Linked DNA regions of Homo sapiens: region 1 is linked to region 2. Evidence: read pairs that join two places in POLR2A ChIA-PET (ENCODE). Cell type or tissue: endothelial cell of umbilical vein. All regions are shown on one strand. Links, peaks and the distances in the headings refer to the core of each region. The heading gives the core; the rest is flanking DNA. Region 1 overlaps IFT74 (intraflagellar transport 74). Region 2 overlaps TEK (TEK receptor tyrosine kinase).

Region 1 (8,710 bases), core at 711-8,710, 58 kb before region 2:
TAGTAAGAGTTGATTATGTGTGCAATTATAAAATTGTGCTCAAATATATATATAATGTTTTATAACTTGGTTTTTTCCCTACATAACTGTGTCATGCTTCTGTTAAAAATAATGTGTCTTTATCTCATAATATAGATTATATTACTAAGCAAGAAAAAAACTTAAATGTTTGTTAGCATGGAGACAGCTGTGGCTAATAGACATCAGGTTACCTTGATTCCCTAATATATTGGTTACCTGAAATTGGTTATTGAGGGGATGAGTATTTTTTTTTCTTAGTTTATATTATCTCACTGGTTACAGTGAACATATATTTCTTTTACAGATATTCTTAAAAAACATGATTTTTAATAGTTGCATTACATTTCCTTATGTGAAAGGAATAAAATTTTGATTAATTATCACCTTAAATTCTTATGTTTCAGACATTCAACGTCTGCAGTTGGATCTGCAGAAAATGGAGCTTCTAGAAAGTAAGATGACTGAAGAACAGCATTCTCTAAAAAGCAAAATTAAGCAAATGACAACTGATCTGGAGATATATAATGATTTGCCAGCTTTAAAATCATCAGGTGAAGAAAAGATAAAGGTAAATGTTAACCAAGTCTTACAGAATTACAATTCAGATTGTTTTTTTCTTGATCAAATGTAATATATTTGTGGTTTATAGGATTTATTATTTTAAGTTGATTATTTTATATATATAAGTGAGAAAAAATAAAAATGTTTACATATGTAGTTGGAATTTAGAGTGACTTAAAGTTTTAAAGAAAAGCAAAAATTGAAAAGCAAGGTATAAGCTGCTACTTAATACAGAGCATTTCAGCAGATGTGAGCTTTGTTAAATGCAGTTTAGATTATGACTCTATCCTACCTGAAACTTGTCAGTGGCTTTCCATTGCCATTTACATTAATTTAGACTTAATTTGGTAGGGTCGGGAGAGATATGGCAGCATTAATAGAGTTATTAATACAGATAATGTTAACATAGCTTATAGTTCAAAGGATATTTTTACAAACGGGTTTTAGAGTAGTTATAGCCTTGATATAATTTTACCAGAATATAGTTATTGAAATTAAGTTAAATATGATTTATATTGGCTTACTACATATTTTCTATAACCTGTCACTTCTATTTGGATCTTTCTAGAAATTACATCAGGAGAGAATGATATTATCAACCCACAGAAATGCCTTTAAGAAAATAATGGAGAAGCAAAACATAGAGTATGAGGCACTAAAAACACAATTGCAAGAAAATGAGACACATTCTCAGGTAAAAAATGTTTTAAATGACTTTGAAATTGTCTTAGTCTATATTTTCACCCCAAAACAATCAATTTTTTATTTTAAAATTTGCTTTATATACCTTCTAGATTTTCTGACTTTTAAGACAGCCAGATTCTGTACAGTCTTCATTCAGAATGAATGGACTCCTGCTTTCTTACCTTCCATAAACCTATATTGAAAGCCAACTCTGTTAGATACTGTCTTGGGCACAACTGTTAAGATATATGGGGTAGTATATTTTAAAAATTTTGGAAGTGAAACATTACTAATACAGAAACTAAAAATCCATAAAATCACAAATAAAATAAATTCTAATGATTAGTACCCCACCACCCAGAAGAGAGAATGCTTATTGTTGCTTTAGTGTGGGTTCTTTTAGTCAATGGATAGATAGATAGATAGATAGATAGATAGATAGATAGATAGATAGATATGTGTATACACATATTTATGCATATACTTAGGTACACATTTATTTCTATGCATTTATAGAAATTGTGCCATATTGTACATATCATTTAGGAGCTTGTTTTTCATGATTAACTATACATCATAAGTACTTTCCCTTGTCAATATATATATTGACTTTTAAAAAATATTAATAGCTTAATGATATTCTAGTGCATGGATGTCGCATAATATATTGAACCAATTCCCTTTCGTTGGATATTTAGGTAATTTCTAGTTTTAAAACCATTGAAATAATGCTATAAAGAGCAATCCAGGTATCCTTGAACTTCTTAATTCATATCTCCAATTATTTACATAGGATGCGTAGATATATATACCTGCAGCCCCCTTTTCATATCACTCATCTTGCTGATAATTACTTGAACAGTGTGTGAGGTCTAGATTGAGAGCTCTGACGGGACAGAGACAATGTCTGTCTCGTTTACTTTATTCCTTGCCCTGTGGTATTGGTTGGCACATAGTAGGTACTCAGCAATTATTTGTTGAATGATTGAATGAAGCATTATGTGTCATGTACAAAGTCAATAACTACGGTCTGAAAAAAATTGATCATTCTTATATCTAATTAGTCTATATTAGAAATTTGCACACATGGTTTAAAACCCTAAATGCATTAAAAATTCCCTCTTTTGGCCAGGCACGGTGGTTCACGCCTGTAATCCCAGCACTTTGGGAGGCTGAGGTGGGCGGATCACGAGGTCAGGAGATCAAGACCATCCTGGCTAACAACGGTGAAACCCCGTCTCTACTAAAAATACAAAAAATTAGCCAGGAGTGGTGGCGGGTGCCTGTAGTCCCAGCTACTCGGGAGGCTGAGGCAGGAGAATGGCTTGAACCTGAGAGGCGGAGCTTGCAGTAAGCTGAGATCGCGCCACTGCACTCCAGCCTGGGTGACAGAGCGAGACTCTGTCTCAAAAAAAAAACAAAACTCTCTTTTTCTTCATATGGTTATGTGATCATGATAGAGCAAAATAAAAATGATGTCATTTGATTTTCCACTACATAGGTACAACCGTTGTTAACATTTTGGTGCCATATCCTTGTAGTATTTTCATCCTTTGCAATCATACATCCATATTGTTTTTACAAAAAATAAAACCATGCTATTCATACAGTCTTTCAACATTTTCTTAACTTTTTTCAGCCTTCTTTTTTTTTTTTTCAAACAGAGTCTCACTGTGTTGCCCAGGGTAGAGTGTAGTGACATAATTGTAGCTCACTGCAACCTGGAGCTCCTGGACTCAACCGATCCTCCTGCCTCAGCCACTGAGTAGCTAGGACTACAGGCACAGACCACCATGCTCAGCCAATTTTTATTATTTTTTATAGAGACAGGGTCTTGCTGTATTGCCCTGGCTAGTCTTGAACTCCTGGCCTCAAACTGTCCTCCTGCCTCAGCCTCCCAAAGTGCTGGGATCACAGGCATGAGCCACTGTGCTTAGCCTTTTTTTTCTTTTTGAGACGAAGTTTTGCTCTTGTCACCCAGGCTGGAGTGCAGTGGTGTGATCTTGGCTTACTGCAACCTCCACCTCCTGGGTTCAAGCAATTCTCCTGCCTCAGCCTCCCAAGTAGCTGGGATTGTAGGCGCCAGCCACCACGCCTGTCTAATTTTTTTGTGTTTTTAGTAGAGACAGGGTTTCACCTTGTTGGCCAGGCTGGTCTCGAACTCCTGACCTTAGGTCATCCACCTGCCTCGGCCTCCCAAAGTGCTGGGATTGCAGGTGTGAGCCACCACACTCGGCCTTTGGTGACATTTCTATAGCATTAGCTATTTCATTGTATGGATGTACCATTTGAAAACAACATACACCTTACATTCTTTTTGAAAAGGGTAGAATCTCATGAAAGCTTGCTACAACTACTAAAAGCTTAGAAATCACTAATTTACATAATTCAAATTTACCAGTTATTCTGTTCTACTTCATATGGAAACCTAGATATAGACTTATAATTGACACAATTTTCTTAGGTTGTTTAGAGTGAGGATGAGTGCTGGGGAAGAAACAAGACAAAGTTTGGGAGGTCATTGTCTTCAGCAATTCTTGGAAAAAAATACTGATACTTCTTATGGAATATTAGCCCTCCTCATTCACTGAATAGATGATTTAAGGTGGAAAGCACTTGAAAAACACCATTTCTTAGAGCCAGTGAGTGGTTAACTTGTTTATCCCCACATTAATTGCTAATTTTAACTCCATGTATTGATAACTGGAAATCATAACATAAGCCACAATTTCGAATCCTTCTCTGTGTTATTTGTCATCTTTTGTGAATCCCAACTGATTAAGTCAAATCCTGGTCTTCCTATCTTTCACAATTATCTTCTTGAAAACTGGCTTTTGGCATCTCTAAAGAATTTTATGTAACAGATTATTTAAACTAGTTAGGGAAAAACAGATTTTCAAAATGAATTTTTGCTTCATGATGTCCTTGGAGGTTTAAAGGAGTCAATAATATAGAGGTATAATGTAAAAGGAATTTGACCATCTGACACAGCATTGCTTTTATACCATTCCTGTAGCACTTAACAGGTCTGATGCATTATAAGAAGGCCACCTGTTTGTATGAAACAATGACAAAAAAGTCTGGTACTTGACTTTGCTGAAGGTTATTAGAAATTTACTGCCAGAAACTGCTGACTGCTTCCTTAAGTCCATCTTAACTTCAAGGTCCTGTCTGGGGGAGATTGATGTGATTAGTAATACCAGCTCACAGCACATACAGTTCACATAATTAATTAGCTATGATTCATTCTAATATCTAGATTTATCTCTTTGGAGGAAACAATGAGATGGATCTACATCAAGCCTGAATTTACGCCCTGAAAATTATTTTAACATGAGGATAGAAACATTTCCACTGTTGCTTCAATTATTGTATTTTTAAAAATAATCATTACTTCTTTGAAATGTCCAGGTGGAACATAATTTTAGCATTTCAATTTTCAAATGGTCCTTTGCTTTGGAAAAAACTATGTGCATCTTAAAAAAGAAAGACCATAACCAGAGTTACAAGGTTAATTAAATCAGAAAAACAATATAATTCTATAACAGTAAAATTGTCTTCTGAGGAAGCAACCATCAATATAATATCCACATTAGCTTCCTGTTGATGCAGAAATTATTGTAACAGTGCCAGCTTTTTACCAGCTCTCTTATAATCTTCACACTGCAGCTCTGCTCTTATCACAGCTTGTGGAATTACACAGGAAATTTAGCCCTGGAAATAAGGAAGTTTCTCCTATATGGCTGAACCTTTGACAGTGTTTGAATATGTATTATATTTGTGGCATTAGACTTCCAGATTTTAAGAAGAGATTCCCATCATGTCCCATTTTTCTTTTAAAAGTTTTTTTAGGGAAAGGAAAATCATAAATTGTCTTTCAGTTGGCATGTTCATTGGTATAATAAACATTTAAAATATAATTAAAATAAATATATAGAGTAAAACATGTTATAGGATTCATCACTGTATTAATATATTTACTATTATTTAATCTTTTTTTTTCTACCGTGGCTTTATCTCAATAAAATGTAAGTTGATAAGATTTAAAGTTGGAGAGATTTTTTTTGTCTTATCCTCTTAGAAAGGCATTTAATTGTTTTAAATATGGGTCCTAATTAATATTTTTCTTTTATGTTTTTAGCTTACAAATTTGGAGAGAAAGTGGCAACACCTTGAGCAAAATAATTTTGCGATGAAAGAATGTATCCTTTAAAAAGCTGAAAATGGGGCCGGGTGCGGTGGCTCATGCCTATAGTCCCAACACTTTGGGAGGCCGAGGCAGGTGGGCCACAAGGTCAGGAGATTGAGACCACCCTGGCTAACACGGTGAAACCCCATCTCTACTAAAAAATACAAAAAAAACATAGCCGGGCGTGGTGGCGGGTGCCTGCAATCCCACCTACTTGGGAGGCTGAGGCAGGAGAATGGCGTGAAACCGGGAGGTGGAGCTCTCAGTGAGCCGAGATGGCACCACTGCACTCCAGCCTGGGCGACAGAGCAAGACTCCATCTCAAAAAAAAAAAAAAAAAAAAAAAAAAAAAAGCTGAAAATGAAATTGACTGAGTTATTTTTTTCTAGGAATTTTTTTAAAGACTCAAATTTAGTTCAACACCTACTTATTAAATACCAGATATGTACAAAACCCTGGGCCAAATTAAATGAATATGACTGTTTCAATTCTACAGTAGTTAAGAGGTGTGTGTGTGTGTGTGTGTGTGTGCGCACGCACGTGCCCTCAAGTAACTAATAGAAAGCAGATTTTGGGAGTTGCCAAAAAAGGAGTACAAAGACTTAATGTGGCATAGTGATTAAGTGCCCAGATTTTGGAGTTGGGCGATCCAATTTTAAATGTCAACTCTACTGCTTGTAAGTTACAAACTGGACAATTTAATCTGTTCAAGCTAGAACTGTATCATCTCTTAAGATTCAGTTTTCCGGGATCACAGGGCTTGGGTAAAGTTAAACATTATCAGTAAATCTTCTGATAAACATGGCAAGAATTTCTCTTTTGTTTAGAGACAGGGGTCTCGCCAACTTAGCCAGGCTGGTCTCAAACTCCTAGGCTCAATCCCACCTCGGCCTGCTCAAGTGCTGGGATTAGAGACATGAGCCACTGCTCTCGGCCCCAGAATTGTATCATCTCTAAAATCTCTAAAATATAGTTAATATTACCTTCTCATAGTGTTGGGAGAATTATATATAACCATATAGTTATATATATCCACAAGTATATATATATATATATATGTACATAATATATAATATATAGTTGTTTGTTGTTTATATGGTTCTACCTTGAATATCTGGGCAGCAAAGGGAGGTAAACTAAGTAAGATCCTGAGAAGTTTGACTTCCAAGCTCATCCATGTTTTAGCCATTTCAACTCCATTATATGTCTACAAAGATGATACTTATGTCTCATCTTATTGTTTACTTTTAGTTTGATTACAGGAGGCAGCAAGCAGCTGTTGAGAACATGTGTTGTGAAGTTGTAACAGATATTTCCTTAAAAGTTGTTTCCTATTCCCTTCTTTGACCCATTCAAGGATGTCTCTGCCTGGAGAACTAGATCCTGACTCAGTGGCAGCATAGGTTCTCCCCCAGGGTGGTGCTGAACTTCAGCTCAGAAGCAGCCTGGACCCCATCTTACCTCCAGATAAGGTGTTTTAGGTACTCTGTTGCCAGTGTTAGTGCAACTTAGTTTAAAAATAGAGGACTTGTTCACAGTATGCTCTAAGTCTCACACTGGAGTTTTGTGCAACATAAAGTAGGTGATTTTGGAGCAGAGCGAAGTCTAGAAATTTGCCTTAAATTATTTGTGGTACTCTAGAGAACGTGGTATGTGTATGTGTGTATGTGTGTTTGAATATAGGAACTAGTTCATTGAACGTTAGATTGTTCTAAGACCAGAATTAGATTAAAAATGCATAACATATTAAGTATTAAAAAGTGTTTATATTGTATATGAATTTTTTGCGGTAAGTTTAGCTTGGCATTTTAGGTTTTAATTGATGCTTAATCTGTTAAAATGATGTACTGTATTTTAAAGTATTCTAATTGTGCTTTTTTGTACCATCTTCAGTATGAAAAATGTCAGTATTTAGTTCCTTTCTCAGGCACAATTAGATTTTTATTGACATTGTTTTCCCCCTTAACTCATGTAATTAGTCATAGCAACCAAGAGTCAAGAGAGTGATTACCAGCCAATTAAGAAAAATGTGACCAAGCAGATTGCAGAGTACAATAAAACCATCGTGGATGCTTTACATAGCACCAGCGGAAACTGAGTTTAAGTCCACTGAAAGTCTCTAAGGAAGTATCCTCTTGCTGCTAAACTTGGTACAAGTTGACTACCAAAAAAAAAAAAAGCTTACTTTTGGAGTTTACCTAAAATTTCTGAATGTTATAATTTTTGTGGCCTCTTTTAAGAATGATATTTTAAAATAGTAAATAGTTCAATAAATGGTTTGCATATTAAAAAGTACCATCTTCTTTTCTTTTTATGCTACTTGTATTTGAACCAAGAGATAAAGAAACTAAAAGTGACCGTTGAAATTTATTTAGCTGGTATAATCCATCTATGGCAACAAATGAGATAAGCTTTTCTTGTATCAACTCTAGGACGGATGCATGGAGTATGATTCTGATTTAGCACTTAGATCAACCTTGTCAATTTTTACTTCTAGAAAAAATTAGTAAGATTAGAAGGGAGATTTTTAGCTTTGAATGTTACTTCTCAAATAGGTTATATTTGATGTGTATTAGACCATATAATGTCACAGGTAAATATATAACATATATTCTTTATATAGCAGTTATACCTAAAGATTTGGAATTAGAAACTTTTAATCTTTGCAATTCTTAAAATATTTTTTCACATATATATACCTGGAAGAACATTAGGTAAAAGACTACATTTATAGTGGGCTGTTTTGGACTATGGCTACTGCTGTTCATTGCCACCCTGCAGTATGCATTTACTCTCTTGTACTATTAGGAGAACTTAAGTAGATTAATTTATAAACATTAGCCAGAATATTTGGGGAAAAAAGCTAGAAGAGGTAGGATTGGGAGAGAGGCATAGAGTCTGGAAGACATTATATTAACTGTAGATGTATCTTCTCTTATCGTGCAGGAATGAGTCACCTTGGCCAGCATAAAATATTACTTAAAACTATCCTGTTTTTGCTCTGATATCATGTTCACTAAGTAACTCTACTTTTCAGTATTTCTGAAACAACACATTGATTTCTTAAACCAAAATAGCTTTATTGAGATATTATTTACATACTTTAAAATTTACTCATATATGTTGATTTTTAAAAATAAATATTTATAATGGTAAATTATTCAAATTCAGTCTATATACATTTAAATAAAGGAGTGAGCATTGTTGAGTTTGCTGAACTCTGGATTACTAATATGGCTGAAGATCCTGGACATT
Region 2 (8,753 bases), core at 418-8,417:
AAGTTATTTAATTTCTCTAAGCCACATTTTTCTCATCTTTTATGGATGAAATACCCATTTTCCAGGGTTGTGATGAGAATCAAATGTGATAATGCCTGTGAAATGCTTAGCCAGTGAGAACTCTCTTAATAAATGAAGCTTGGGGCCTGGTGCTGTGGCTCACACCTGTAATACAGCACTTTGGGAGGCCCAGGCAGGTGGATCATGAGGTCAAGAGATCAAGACCATCCTAGCCAACATGGTGAAACCCCATCTCTACTAAAATACAAAAATTAGCAAGGTGTGGTGGTGTGTGCCCGTAGTCCTAGCTACTCGGGAGGCTTAGACAGGAGGATCGCTTAAACCCAGGAGGCAGAGGTTGCAGTGAGCTGAGATCACGCCATTGTACTCCAGCCTGGTGACAGAGTGAGACTCCGTCTCAATAAAATAAAATAAAATAAAATAAATAATGAAGCTAGTATAATCAAAAGAGAAGTGTTGCTATGAGAACCACTGTGCTAGTCAAGACTGATCTAATCTGCCCCAGGATGTAGGAGAACCACTTAATATTCATAGATGCTGTCTCTTTCTACAAAACCTCAGTATAATCCTGTCTCTCAAACTTTGTGCTGGCCAATTCCAACTGAATAAACCCAAACACTTTGCCAACTACCCATCTACCCTCCCCTCACTTATCCATTTATCCCTGTTTGTATCTTGTCTGCTTCAACCAGGCCCATCTCCACAATCTACACATTCTTTCCTCTTGGCTCTTGTTCATGCTGTTCCATCCATTTAGAAATGGCATCTTTCATCTCTACTCTGCAAACACAATTCAACTCAATTTGCCCAGGCCAACTCTTCCTCCTGATGTTCTTCCCCTAAGTTTAGGCTCCTTTACCATGCAGATTGTGTCTTTGAGCTTTGGGCAGCCAGATTTAGCCCAATTAGCCTCTAAATCTCTCACAACAGATATTATTTCTTTTCTATTCTCATTAGTACATGTATTTAATGTTTAGTAATTTCTGTTGAATGGAGTTTTATGGTCACAGTAAGAAAATGTTGGTACTTCACAGCGGAGCTGAAAGGAAAAGAGAACATTGTAGAAAGGATCTCAGTAACATCGAAATAATAATATTACATTGGGCCAGGCACGTTGGCTGATGCCTGTAATCCCAGCACTTTGGGAGGCCAAGGTGGGCAGATCACGAGATCAGGAGTCCGAGACCAGCCTGACCAACATGGTGAAACCTTGCCTCTACTAAAAATACAAAAGTTAGCTGGGCATGGTGGCATGTGCCTGTAATCCCAGCTACTCGGAAGGTTGAGGCAGGAAAATCTCTTAAACCAGGGAGGCAGAGGTTGCAGTGAGCCGAGATTATGCCACTGCACTCGAGCCTGCATGACAGAGTGAGACTCCGTCTCAAAAAAAAATAAAAAAAAATTTAATATTAGGTTGGTGAAAAGTAGTGGTAAAAACTGCAGTTACTTTTGCACCAATCTGATAATCAATTTTATATATCTTGTAAATGATATTCACTCTCATCTTAAAAGTTTAGCTTATATTAAATGTTTGATGTAAATAAAGTTGAAAGAAAGTTTCTTCTGTTAGGTGTGAAACATAAAAGATATACTCATAAAAGTGGTTCTAACCAGGGCCTTACTTAAGATGAGGTATTGTATGATTGTTGAATATTACCTATAACATAGTCGTATTTTCTATTCAATAGATATTTATTGAGTTACTGTGTGCCAATCATTCATTCATTCATTCACTCATCTATCCTTTCAATAAACAAAGACTTATTGAGGGTTTCCTTTGAGCCATGTACTGTCCTGGAAACTAGGAATATAAATAAGGATAAATAATTTTTTCCCTTTGCTAAGCTCACATTTTAGTGGGAAAAATGAATATAGGCGGATGAATTGTAAAATGTTGTGATAAATGATTTAATAGAGATATTACAGCAAATAAAGGTATTTACAAAATCTGAGCTTTTCAAGGGCTGTAAAAGTTTTTATTGGGTCCAATGATACAAAATGAAATAGCAATATCTGAATTGAGCATAAAGGTCTGGTGCAGTGGCTCACACCTGTAATCCTAGCATTTTGGGAGACTGAGGCAGACAAATCGCTTGAGCCCAGGAGTTTCAGATCAGCCTGGGCAACGTGGCAAAACCCCATCTCTACAAAAAATACAAAAATTAGCCTGGCATGGTGGCACGTGCATGTAGTCCCAGCTACTCGGGTGGCTGAAGTGGGAGGATTGCTGGAGCCTGGGAGGTCAAGGCTGCAGTGAGCCATGATCATACCACTGCCCTCCAGCCTAGGCAACAGAGCGAGACATTGTCTCAAAAAAAACAACAAACAAACAAACGAAACTAAATTGAACATAAATATTTAATTAAATGTCTAAAAACGTGGAATGTCAACTAAAGAAAATGAGTAGTATTTTGAAAACAACTTGTAGGTTGATTTTTCTGTCTTTGCAAGAACTCCTAAATAGTTGTGAATATTGCCAAAAGTCAGGTCCAGTTATAGTTATAACTTGCTCATAGCCAAATGATTTTGAAACCAAGATGAAAAGGAAAAGGGAAGAAAGGACATAGAGGGAGCAACCTATACAAAGGGGGTGTGTATAAAATAGCAGGGCAGGCTTAAGGAAGCTGAGTGAAGCTGTAATGTAGGATGAAGGTAGAGAATTAAAGTTGGGGTCAGATCAAGAAGGGCCTCACAGGCCATTTTAAGTAGGTTGTCCCTCATTCTGTACATGTTGAAATTTAGCAGAGTGTTTGTTCTATCATGTCATATATCAGATTTATGTCTTGAAAAATTCACTCTAATAATAGTTTTCAGGATGGATTAACATGGTAGAGACCATAGGCTGGGACCAAGTTGGCTTCCTAACATTCCAGGCAAGAGGACTGTGAGGATAACAGGGGGCTTGAGAGAGATTTAGGAGGTGAAACTGCAGGAGTTAGTGATTGGTTGTATATGGAAGGTTGAGAGGGAGGGAGGAGAATAAGTCATTGCTCCAGCATTCTGATTTGGATAATGGTGGTGCCATTCAGTGTGCTGAATGGAGGTGGGCTGGGATAAGGCAAATAATTATTTTGTTCATGTTGATTTTGAGGCTACATGTAAAGGAAGTTTTTTTTTTTGAGACTGAGTCTTGCTGTGTCGCCCAGGCTGGAGTGCAGTGGCACGATCTTGGCTCGCTGCAAGCTCCACCTCCCCGGTTCAAGTGATTCTCCCACCTCAGCCTCCTGAATAACTGGGATTATAGGCACCTGCCACCACACCCGGCTAATTTTTGTACTTTTAGTAGAGACGGGGCTTCACCACGTTGGCCATGTCTTGAACTCCTGACCTCATGATCCACCTGCCTTGGCCTCCCAAAGTGCTGGGATTACAGGCGTGAGCCACCGCACCTGGCCATAAAGGAAGATATTTATCAAAATTTGGCTGCCCACATCTGAAGCTCAGAGGAAGGGGATTGGGCAAGAGATTGAGATGTAGAAATCTTTGGTATATGGTAAGTGAAGCCACGGGCATGGCTATATTTCAAGATTGAAATGAAGGAACGAGAAAGAGCAGATACCCAAAAATTTGATGAAGAAGAAACAGGTAAGGAGCTGACAGGAGAAGCAAAACCAATGACATTCCTATCCTGGGACTTTAGAGAATTGCTGCTGTAGCAGCCATGGAAAGAAATTTTTTTTTTTTTTTTTTTTGAGTCGGAGTCTCGCTCAGTCCCCCAGGCTGGAGTGCAGTGGTGCGATCTCGGCTCACTGCAAGCTCCGCTTCCCAGGTTCACACCATTCTCCTGCCTCAGCCTCCCGAGTAGCTGGGACTACAGGCGCCTGCCACCACGCCCAGCTAATTTTTTTTTTTAATTTTTAGTAGAGACGTGGTTTCACTGTGTTAGCCAGGATGGTCTCGATCTCCTGACCTAGTGATCCGCCTGCCTCGGCCTCCCAAAATGCTGGGATTACAGGCGTGAGCCACTGCGCCCGGCCGGAAAGAGAATTTTAAGAAGACAGTAAGATGGGGCAGCAGAGTAACAGCCTCCGGGCCTGACACTGGAGCACCAGCCTGCAGGTGTGTTATTTTACAGAGAGCCAGCTGCACCGGCAGCATCACCAAACCAGAGCTGGAAGAGAGCAGCTGGCTTCACTCCTGGCTTTCAGGAAAGGGAATGTCTAAAGTTGCCTCCCTTATTTTTGGAATTTTGAACTGATAACCCTATTCTTACCCATCTGGCCAGACGATTCCTTAACTCGTGTTACACCTGCAGAATGAGTTTTAGATCTAGCTGTGACCTCTTCCCCCAGCCCCACCCCCATTGTCCCCTTGTGTGCCTTCAGGAATCTGATCATTCTTCTCTCCTGCTCCTTCCCAAAGGCTGCAGGAGCAGGTGTGAAGACGTGGATGTGCCAGATGCAGAGTCCTGACACTTTTCAACACATCTGCATATTAGAGGAAGTACATACCCATTGCTTGGTGGTTTCATGTCTAATGTGGTATGAGTGTGACAAAGAGAGGGAGAAAATTTGGACTAGCCAAAGAAGCCAGTCAGGCGTGGGGTTTGAAGGGCATCGTGGGCGGCTGTCATTTGCTCTCTGCTTGTCACAGCCCCTTGCCCAGGGCTTGACCAGTGAGGTGTATGTGCTGGTCACACCCATCTCAGCAGATCTGTCAGCTTTCCCGCTTTTGTTAAAGGGTGATATCATGCTTCCTGGGGGGAGCACTGGAAGACAATGCTCGGCCACTTTCCTCCAGATACAATAGGCGGAGTCAGGAAGGCAGTATTGACATTGCTGGGGCTGGGGAGGCACTCACTGCTCTGCGGCCGTCAGATGGTGAACCAGCTTAACCTTGGCACACAGGGCCTGGGTTGTGCAAGGCGTCTGGCTGCAGAGCCAAAGGGGACTCCACCCTGGGGACAGGAGTGCTTTAGACATCTGGGAATCTGGGATGGGCTTCAAATTCTGATCCCTGTGTCAGAAACAACCACAAAACAATAAGAGTACCAGTAATAACAAAAATGACTACCCTAGGTTGAATGCCTTTATGTGCCAAGTGTTAAATATGATTTTTAATATTTCACAACTTTACACTATAGGTATTATTATTTTTTTAATAGACAGGGAAACCAAGGCTCACAAAGGTTAAGTGACATGTCCAAGGTTAAAATGTAAGTGACCAGCCAGGTGTGGTGGCTCGTGCTTGTAATCCCAGCACTTTGGGAGGCCAAAGCAAGCAGATTGCTTGAGCCAAGGAGTTCGAGACCATCCTGGGCAATATAGGGAGACCCATCTCTACAAATAATACAAATATTGGCTGGGTATGGTGGCACACACCTGTGGTCCCAGCAACCCGGGAGGCTGAGATAGATGGATCGCTTTAGCCTGGGGGTTTTAGGCTGCATGAATGTCGTGATCATGCCGCTGCATTCCAGCCTGAGTGACATAGTGAGACCTCATCTTAACAACAACAAACCGGAAAATGGCGGCCATCCATTATTTTGGATGCCTAACATTTCAAACTTTCAAGAACTGCCGTGCTTTCCCTCTAGGTGATTCTGATGGGTCTGCCAATCACTGGTCACAGAATGTCCCAGCCAACTAACAACAGCAGTTGGTTCAAACAGAAGATGCACAACCCAACAGGGCCAGTTAGACTCTTTCCCTGGGAATTTATGAGCACTTTGAAAGCAAAAGCCTCTCTTTCTTCATAGAGGACACTGTATCCCTGGAGCTACCAACTTCGCTGACCACTTGAAGGAAGCTAGTCTTTAGTACGAGAGAATGAGGCCAATAACAAAAGATGGACCAAGACAGGCACTCTGATAGCATTTGAGACGTGGGTCCAAGGATTTTCAAACACGCAGCCCTGCCTCTTTCAGTTCTGTGAGCTAGTTTCTTTTATTTGTTTAAGCTATTTTGAGTTAGCTTCTATCCCTTGGAAGTGAATCATCCTGACTGACCACATGTCTCAGTAGGAAATGATGGAGACAAGAGTTACACTGAAAAATGACCTGAACCCGAATCCTGGGCTCTTTAAAACACCTCACTGTGCTGCCTTCGAACTAGTGTTTCATGGTCACCTCAGGTTAGTTCCTAGAAAATGAAGGTAACAGCATTTCTTCATGTGGTTTTGGGGAAGACCTTTTAAAAAAAATAACTTAAAAATACTTAGAACAGTGCCGGCTCATAGTTAGCACTCGATAAAAATCAGATGTTATTAAGATTTGGTTATAAATGAAACTGGTGTCTCATATGTTACCTTATGTTACTCCTTTCAAAGCACATTTTTATCCACGAGGGCAGGCAACCCACATTCCATGCAGATGAGGCTCCCTGGCTTCCCTTGGTGTCCTAAGTCTGGCCTTATAGTGGGGACAAGGTGAGAGAGGCTTACACCTGTGGGTTCTTGGGCTTCTGCTAAAAATGTGGAGAGTCGGGTGGAGAGTCGGGTGGGGAGATTCCTCTCTGTTGCTCAACGAGCTGGCAACATTGGGCTCCCAACCTTTTTCCTGCCAGCCCCCAGTTTCCTCTCATTTCTGGGTCGTGACTGATCACGGGCTCTAGGATGATCTGTCATTTGAAGGTTCCCACCTCATTTATCCCAAACCTATTGATTCCTATTTCTTGACAATTTTTTTACTTCTAGTGGAATCTGCCTCACTTGTGACTAAGCTTGTTGCATTTTTGGACCCATCCTGGTGTCTGTGTGCACATGCGTGTGTGTGTGTGCATGTGGGTGTGGATGCACACGTGTGAGAGAAAGAAATAGCTCTCCCCCCATTTCAGCACATATTTGCTCTAATTCCACCTTCCTTTAGTCTCCATTCTACTTTGTGTCCAATACCCCTTGCATCTGGAAAGGATGTTCTAATCTTCTGGGGTTGATTTAAACATCCATCTATTTTATTAATCATTGCTACCACTTCAGAATCGAAGAAGACGGTGGTGGCAGTGGTGATTGCTTGTGGTCAGCAGCTTTTCAGGAGACAGTCTTTGCCTGCCTCACCAGCCTCTCGTGGTTCTCAGTCCCACATACTATGATGGAAGTGTACTCAAGTCATACCAGACTCTTTGCAGTTTCCAAACATTCATGTTCAAGCATTTATGCCTTTGTGTATGCTGGTTTCTCTTTCTAGCATGCCCTTGTCACCTCTTCTTCACCTGCTTTACTTATTTATGATTAGAGGTTTAGCTCAGGTGTTATATCTTCTAAGAAGTCTTCTTTAACCTCCTCGCATGGATTAGGGCCCTGCCTTAGCCTGAGGCGAAAACATGGCCTGAAGGCCAAGGCATATGTGCAGGTGGATTATGTGGGATAATGATCCCAGGAAGCAAGAGTGAGGGACTAGTGGAATGAAACTCTACAAGGATGCATTGTCAAGCTGGCTGCAGCGACAGAAGCCTGGTGCTCCAGACTTTCTGAGGAGCCTTATGAAATGAGACTTAGAACTTCATCCGCAAATGAAAAGGGGAGGCATTCATCTATTGCTATTCCCTTTGTTCAAGGGTTATGTAGACCTAAGAACCTAGCAGGTTACCATAGGTGAGGAAGTAAGATATACTCGACTGGGCTCTAGGTGAGCTACTTTGAGACTGCACCTGCTCAAGGATCAGAAGTGGCCCTTGCAGGAGCAGCCAGGGCAAAAGCTGGGATGAGGAGGGTTTGCACTGGTGCCTAAGAGGTTTCAGATACAGGCACCTTGGTACTTGCCTTTGTCATAATACTTAGAAAATTTAATTACAATGTACAGTTTACTGGTTGGTTTTGCCCGCTGGACTATGAGCTGTGTTTGGCATTTCAGTATTTCCAGTACCTGACTTGATGTACTAGCTGACGAAGAAATGCTTTAATAAATAGCTTTGCTGGCTGGGTGCTGTGGCTCACGCCTGTAATCCCAGCACTTTGGGAGGCTGAGGCCAGCGAATCACCTGAGGTCAGGAGTTCAAGACCAGCCTGACCAACATGGCGAAACCCCGCCTCTACTAAAAATACAAAAAAAAAATTAGCCAGGCGTGGTGGTGCACACTTGTAGTCCCAGCTACTTGGGAGGCTGAGGCAGAAGAATCACTTAACCCGGGAGGCAGAGGTTGCAGTGAGCTGAGATCGTGCCATTGCACTTCAGCCTGGGCGACAAGAGTGAAACTCTGTCTCAAAATAAATAAATAAAAAAAATAGCTTTGCTTTGTATTAAATGTTCTGAGTTAGGGTTACCTTAAGTGTGTTGTATATATTACTGCTGGCCTGCAAGATGATTTGTATATATATTTCATAAATAAATTTTTTTTTTATTTTATAAATATATTTTATAAATTTATATACATATTTTATTTGTATACATATGTATTTTTATATGTATAAATATATTTTCCATATTATATGCAATATGCAAAATTATTTACATATATAAACATTTATTTGCATCTGTTTATAGATATATGTATATATGTGTGCATATGTATCATATCAGTCATGTGATTTCATGATTAGTCCTCGTTAATATGAGGATAAGAAAAAAAGTTAATTTAAATATAATGATTGATAGAAAAATTGCACAGGTGATATGTAGACTCAGTAAGAATCACAAAAGTGATCCATGAATGAATGCAATTTGAGAGACACTGCTATAACCAGATGAGTTAGCCACTCGAATCCTGTCCTTTTTAGAACTGTGTATGTGCATGTGTATCCAAAGAAATAACAAAAGCATTTTGGGCGTGTAATTAATGCTATCCTAGTGACATAAA

What was found. Peaks named below come from ENCODE experiments on the same cell type or tissue, not always from the same donor. Only the 100,000 strongest peaks of a DNase experiment are listed, where the experiment ranks them.
Region 1: POLR2A ChIA-PET joins it to region 2 with 8 read pairs; 2 of 35 experiments call an interaction of 5 or more read pairs at or near these places.

The regions. Positions count from the first base shown.
Region 1 is chr9:27,055,184-27,063,893 of GRCh38, forward strand. IFT74 (intraflagellar transport 74) reads left to right here. Exons shown (of 20, transcript NM_025103.4): 17 at 426-589; 18 at 1,151-1,276; 19 at 5,408-5,468; 20 at 7,435-8,710. The coding sequence ends at 7,553. Among named protein-coding and RNA genes, the nearest start is that of TEK, 50 kb to the right of the region's middle. In endothelial cell of umbilical vein, for the core only: no CTCF peak of the experiment used is centred there; DNase peaks (open chromatin) are centred at 4,448 and 4,918; H3K27ac peaks cover 1,315 bases.
Region 2 is chr9:27,113,167-27,121,919 of GRCh38, forward strand. All of the region lies in intron 1 of TEK (TEK receptor tyrosine kinase), which reads left to right. Among named protein-coding and RNA genes, the nearest start is that of TEK, 8.3 kb to the left of the region's middle. In endothelial cell of umbilical vein, for the core only: no CTCF peak of the experiment used is centred there; DNase peaks (open chromatin) are centred at 4,815 and 5,985; H3K27ac peaks cover 2,662 bases.